Regions from separate parts of the Homo sapiens genome. Here region 1 is linked to region 2. Evidence: chromatin contacts called from ENCODE Hi-C data. All regions are on one chromosome and are shown on one strand. The core of a region is the stretch at or near the end of the contact, and the rest is flanking DNA. Distances in the headings are between cores, read along the strand shown.

Region 1 (2,700 bases), core at 18-2,517, 3.4 Mb after region 2:
GTATTTCTTTACAATTTTTGTAATTTCTCAAATTTTAATTTACAATATGATCTTTGGTATTACATGAATGTTATCTGGGTATGCTATAATTCTATAATTTTTTTTTAAAGTTTCCTTACACTTAGCAGTTGAGAAGCCCTCTAGCAGAGGTTTCTGAGGTTTAGAGGTTTCCTGGGAAACCTAGAATTGCCGCCTAAGATAGGATAGCTGCCTCTCCCCTACATCTTATACTCTTGCAGTAGGTGTTCAGTAAATATTTGTGGAATAAATACTTCAGTCGTTGAAAGGAGACGTGGTTTTAAAAAGTGGATTTACAAAGAGACCGTTTTGCAAGAAAAGAAGCTGGTCTGGGGGTCCCCGCAGGAGGCGGGGTTCCGTGCAACAGATACCAAGATGCCTCCAGGGCGGACCACGACCCAGCGGGCCGCCGGAAGGCTCCTTACCTGGCCGCAGCCGGACCCTCCTCAGGGAAGCAACTGCCTCCAGGGACTCCGCGGGGCTGTCGGGCGGTTGCCGGGGAGACCTCTGGCCGCCACGCACCTGCTGCTTGGTGGGGCGGGGCCTCGAGAGGCGGGGCTGTAGTTCTTTGTCATTTCTTTTCCAATTCGAAATAGTCACTTTTGTACCTAATTTGGCATTTATAATTATAATACACTCATTTTCACAACTATGGAAGAGAGGGTACGCGCATGCCCATTTATGTCGCACACATGAAATGAAGAAACCTCATTTCAAGCGCGGCTCCGCCACACTGCGCTAGTCTCTGTCGACAACTTCAAGTGGCTAGCCTCACGCACAAACGTGTGGCAAAGCCACACTTTCCAGCTTTAGGTGATTTTAAAACAATTTCTTGGGCCACACAGCGTAGGTACAACATGGATTAGAGGTGAGGGGAAAACTGACACTCAGTGAAGGACCGTCAGAGGGCCGGCTTCCAGGAAAATGGGCCGCAGCAGGCAGGGAAAACACAAGGATCTATCCTGCAACTCGGAGAACCCTTTTCAAAAGAAGCTACCCAATCCCAAACCTTCCGCTTTTTTCCAAAGAGAGGGAGGAGATAAATAGACTCAATTAATCCGTCGACTTTTTCTCCGCCCATGTTTTCCTCCAATCCTTACCAAAGATGGTGCCCTTCGCTTCCTCTCTCGGCAGCACGCAGGTCCCGGGAGCCTCTACCCGACCTCTCTATGATACGTCCTCCAGCCCCGCTCCCGACGTGAGGGGCGGGGCTTGCCTGGAGGCGGGGCGCAGGGATCCGGAAACACCTGATCATCTATAGGTTTAGTGCCTAATGGGTGTTGTTCCTGGCTGGACTTGATGTCCAGGGCCTGAGGGGTTTTCTCGCCGAGTCTCCTGGGGCGGTCCGGAGGCTCGTGCCCTGTTGTGGGGCCCCCATTTGCCGCCGCCATGCCCACGGCCGCCGCCCCCATCATCAGCTCGGTCCAGAAGCTGGTTCTGTATGAGACTAGAGCTGTGAGTACCCCCTCGCGGCGGGGCGCAGGCGGGAGGATGGATGTCTGCCGGTGGGTGTGGGGCCGTAGGACAGAGGCTGTACTCTGCCTCCTCCTCCTTCCTCTCCAGTTCCCAAATCCCTGTCAAACACAGCCTTGGGGTAAGCTAGCTCCCTTGAGCTGTGCCTGGGCGCCTTTCCCCTATTTTGGTACCCTGGACATTGCAGCATTTGCAGGTCCACTTACAAGCCATGGCTGGAACACGCTGGAAACAGGTGCTTGTGGTACCTCAGGAACTGTTCATGAGGTTCTCTGTACGAGTTACTGGATTCTTTTCAGCTTTCAGAAAGTCTGTTAAAGTTCTAGAGTTCACAAGTTACAGTACAGGCAGGGGTATGAAAAAAATTTGAACTATGACTTGTAACTTATTTTTTCCTATTCCATGGTATACCATCACTGCGATTCATGTGAATTACACTTCTATTGGTGAACTTTTTGGTTCTCTTTTTTTCTTATTTGAAAGGAAAGGAAAACTTACTTTGTTTAAAGACAGATAATTTGTTTGGATAACATCTTGCTTTTCACTTGACTTTTTTCAACATAACATTTACTTTTAAAATTTTATTACTTTGAATGGCCATGTAAATAGTGAATAAGCAGATCAGTTTGTATTTCGATTACCAGTTCCTCAATTAAGGGAGAATGGTGTTTATATAACTTCATACTTGGTCCTTTCTGTGGGTGGAAAGCAAAGTTGGTACAGTATAGCTCTTCTAAATTGGGGTGCCACAGTGATATTAGGGACTGTGTTTAATATTACCCATTTCATGCTAACAAGATTGCATATGCCAGATATTTTCATAATGCTCTTCACTATGTTATAGAGTGCTTTATAAACTGTTTCTCTGAAACTTGGGTTGTCTCCATTAGAGGAGTATGAGAAGGCATTTAACAGTTTCTCAGTTATAACGTAGTCCTAATAGCACAATAACCTCTCCCTCAGGTTAACATGAGTAGAGAATTGTGGACCTTAAATTAATTTTGCTGACAACTTTGATTAGATCTAGAGCAGAAAATGACATTATCAAATATACTGTATTTGCAAGTATTTTCAGTTCTCTAATGAGACCCATAAAGAAGTATCATTTGTCATTGAAATGAAACCTATTTTCTGTAAAATATGCTGCTAAATTTCCCTCATTAGAAACATAAATAACTTTTTTTTTTTTCCCTTTGAGACAGAGTCTTG
Region 2 (2,700 bases), core at 144-2,643:
TTTTATATCAGGGACTTGAGCATTTGAGGACTTTGGTATCCAAGGGAGGTCCTGGAACCAATCTCCCACAGATGCCGAGGGACAGGAAAGACTGTACCTTAATTTTTGTATCAATGTCTTCTCACCCCATCCCCAAAGTGGAACTTCATGATGGCAGGGATTTTTATTCTTTTGTTTACTATTTTGTTTACTGTTTTGTCCAGTGCCTAACACATAGGAGGTACTCAGTTTGGGGGAAATTAATGAAATAAATACACACTTGAGGTGTGTGCACTATTCTAAAAATCCATATCCATACAGTTCCATTCTGTACACTTTCCCCCAATTTTAAGTAGCATATCTTTGAAGATAAAAGCACAGGCTTAAATCTGGTGTAAAATACCTCTCAATTACTACCCTGAGCACAACATCGTTATTTTCAAATTCAAAATTCAACCAGAAACTCCCTCTATGGAAATCACAAATAGTTCAGTTCAGAGCCAAGTATCCAGTTTCAAGGTCTCAGAAATTTAACAAGCCAATTCTGGAAGGCTTTGGAAGTTCAGCTACTGTCTGGTAAGTCTCCGGGTTCTGATTGCTCAAGACAGGCTGTACCTCCTCACCCCTCAGAAAAATCTAGAACCAATAGTTTCCTAGGTTCCTCAAGTTCAGGATAATTTTAAAATAATCCAAAGTACAAATGAAGTATGTAAAAGTGTCTTGCCAACAGAAAATGTCTTTGGTAGCACTAAATATTGTTATTGAGACAGGGAATATCGTAAATAGATAAATTGCTTGGAGGACATACCCACCGAGTTTGGACAGACTCACACTGCACTGTGCAATAAAGGTTTAAATAACTGTGTTCCACAAACAATTCAGGTCCTGAACTGAACTCTAGAGCCTGCGACTAGACTCTCGCTTTCCTACCTTAGTAAGCAACAGACATGTACCCCAAGAGGGACCCCGCAGGCCACACCCGCCAACCGGCCCCAGGGCTCCGGGCCGGCGTCTCGCCAACTCCACCTTGCCCGGAGGAACCACCTTCACCCGCCATCGCGGCCGGGCGGGCGCTCCTCCAGGCAACTACTCACCCCTCCTTCCTACCACACCTACCTGGCCCCTCCCCAGCCCTCCTCCTCTAGGAATTTCCTCACACAAGGTGGACACACACACGTACCCTACTCCAAGCTATGGCTCCTCCTTCCGGCTCCCCGCACTGGTGGGGACGCCCAGATTCCGCGCTCCGGTGGGGCGGCGGGGCAAGCTGCCCGCCTGACACACTGTCCTGCGGGGACGCGGTAGCAGGACTCCAGGAAGCCCGCGCAGCCGCAAAAAGCACCGGCGCGGAGGTCGGAGCTGAACCCTGCTGCACTTCCGCCCTCTGGTATCCAGCGAATACAACCGGCAACGCTGCGGAGCCCTGGCAGCGCACCACAAGTCCAGTCACCCTCGGCGCCCGGAGATGACGTCACGAGACCCCACGTGGTCCGAACTCCGCCCTCCGTGTTCTGCCTAACCCAGCAAGGAGGCCCGAGTCGCTCTTGAGCATGCGCCAACGGGGCAGTACGCTTGAACTCGCGACCAAACCTCTCCAAGTTCATAGCTTCTACCCTCTTCTGAGAATCTTGCGTCAAAGCGTAGTTATTGGGGCTTGGGGAGGTTAACTTAACAGTTCCACAAAAACAGTTTTTAAAATACTGAAACACTGCCTCCCTAGAGCTTGATCGCAACATCCCTTTCTTCCTGGCATCACACAACAGTATTAATAAAACATTAGTTTTCAAAGTACTTTCCCATCCATTTTCTTATTTGATCTTCTTCTCTACTTTGTTGGAACCACCGCAGGCATTAATAACCTAATTTAACAGAAGACTATATGAGCACTGAACCCTCCCACCCATCCAAGAGTACATATCTTTATCTTACTCTTTGTAAAAATAATTGGGGCCGGGCGCGGTGGCTCACGCCTGTAATCCCAGCACCTTGGGAGGCCGAGGCGGGCGGATCACGAGGTCAGGAGATCGAGACCATCATGGCTAACACGGTGAAACCCCGTCTCTACTAAAAATACAAAAAAAATTAGCCGGGCGCGGTGGCGGGCTTCTGTAGTCCCAGCTACTGGAGAGTCTGAGGCAGGAGAATGGCGTGAACCCGGGAGGTGGAGCTTGCAGTGAGCCAAGATAGGGCCACCGCAGTCCCGCCTGGGCGAAAGAGCGAGACTCCGTCTCAAAAAAAAAATAGTAATAATTGGTAAACTTACTAATAAAGAATCTTTGAATTGGCTCTATCCAGAAGTCTTAGCAGGCATTTAAGGTTTTTCTCTTAATTACACGTGCCTTAACGCCATGCATGTTAAGTAAGTACTGTGCTGAGACTCAAAACAGGTTCTTGATAATTGGGAACATAAGGAAAATTCTAGTAGTAGCCACAGGATTCTTTTAAAAAGAAAAATCTTCTTGGAGTTGGACTAAGTACAATGATTTTCAAATGGTAAATTACAGTACATTAGTGGGTATCTAAATCAAGTTAGGGAAGCATGCCCAGCATCTTTTTAAATGAAATAAAATAGAAAATATCAGCATGCTTCACACATGTAAAGGGTAAATATTGTGTCCCAAAATTTTTACTTCAGTATGTATGTGGTGTACACTGGATAGGAATGTGAAATACATTTCTTAGTAAGGGTAGCAGTCAGAAAAGTTTGAAAGCCACAGTTAT

Evidence for each region. A loop is a pair of places that touch in the nucleus more often than their neighbours do. Pooled maps may share reads with other maps.
Region 1: a loop to region 2 is called in a map of CD8-positive, alpha-beta T cell, with 16 times the contacts of the local background. The contact joins the promoter of FIG4 here to the promoter of ATG5 in region 2. A Hi-C loop is called at or near these places in 3 of 168 maps with a recorded cell type or tissue (CD8-positive, alpha-beta T cell and naive thymus-derived CD4-positive, alpha-beta T cell) and 6 of 50 pooled maps.

Annotation. Positions count from the first base shown.
Region 1 is chr6:109,690,029-109,692,728 of GRCh38, forward strand. It overlaps FIG4 (FIG4 phosphoinositide 5-phosphatase), which reads left to right and starts at 1,268. Exons shown (of 23, transcript NM_014845.6): 1 at 1,268-1,473. The coding sequence starts at 1,408. AK9 (adenylate kinase 9) reads right to left here and starts at 1,174. Exons shown (of 41, transcript NM_001145128.3): 1 at 1,119-1,174. RefSeq lists an enhancer at 752-1,221.
Region 2 is chr6:106,324,367-106,327,066 of GRCh38, forward strand. It overlaps ATG5 (autophagy related 5), which reads right to left and starts at 1,394. Exons shown (of 8, transcript NM_004849.4): 1 at 1,160-1,394. RefSeq lists enhancers at 1,204-1,253, 1,274-1,593.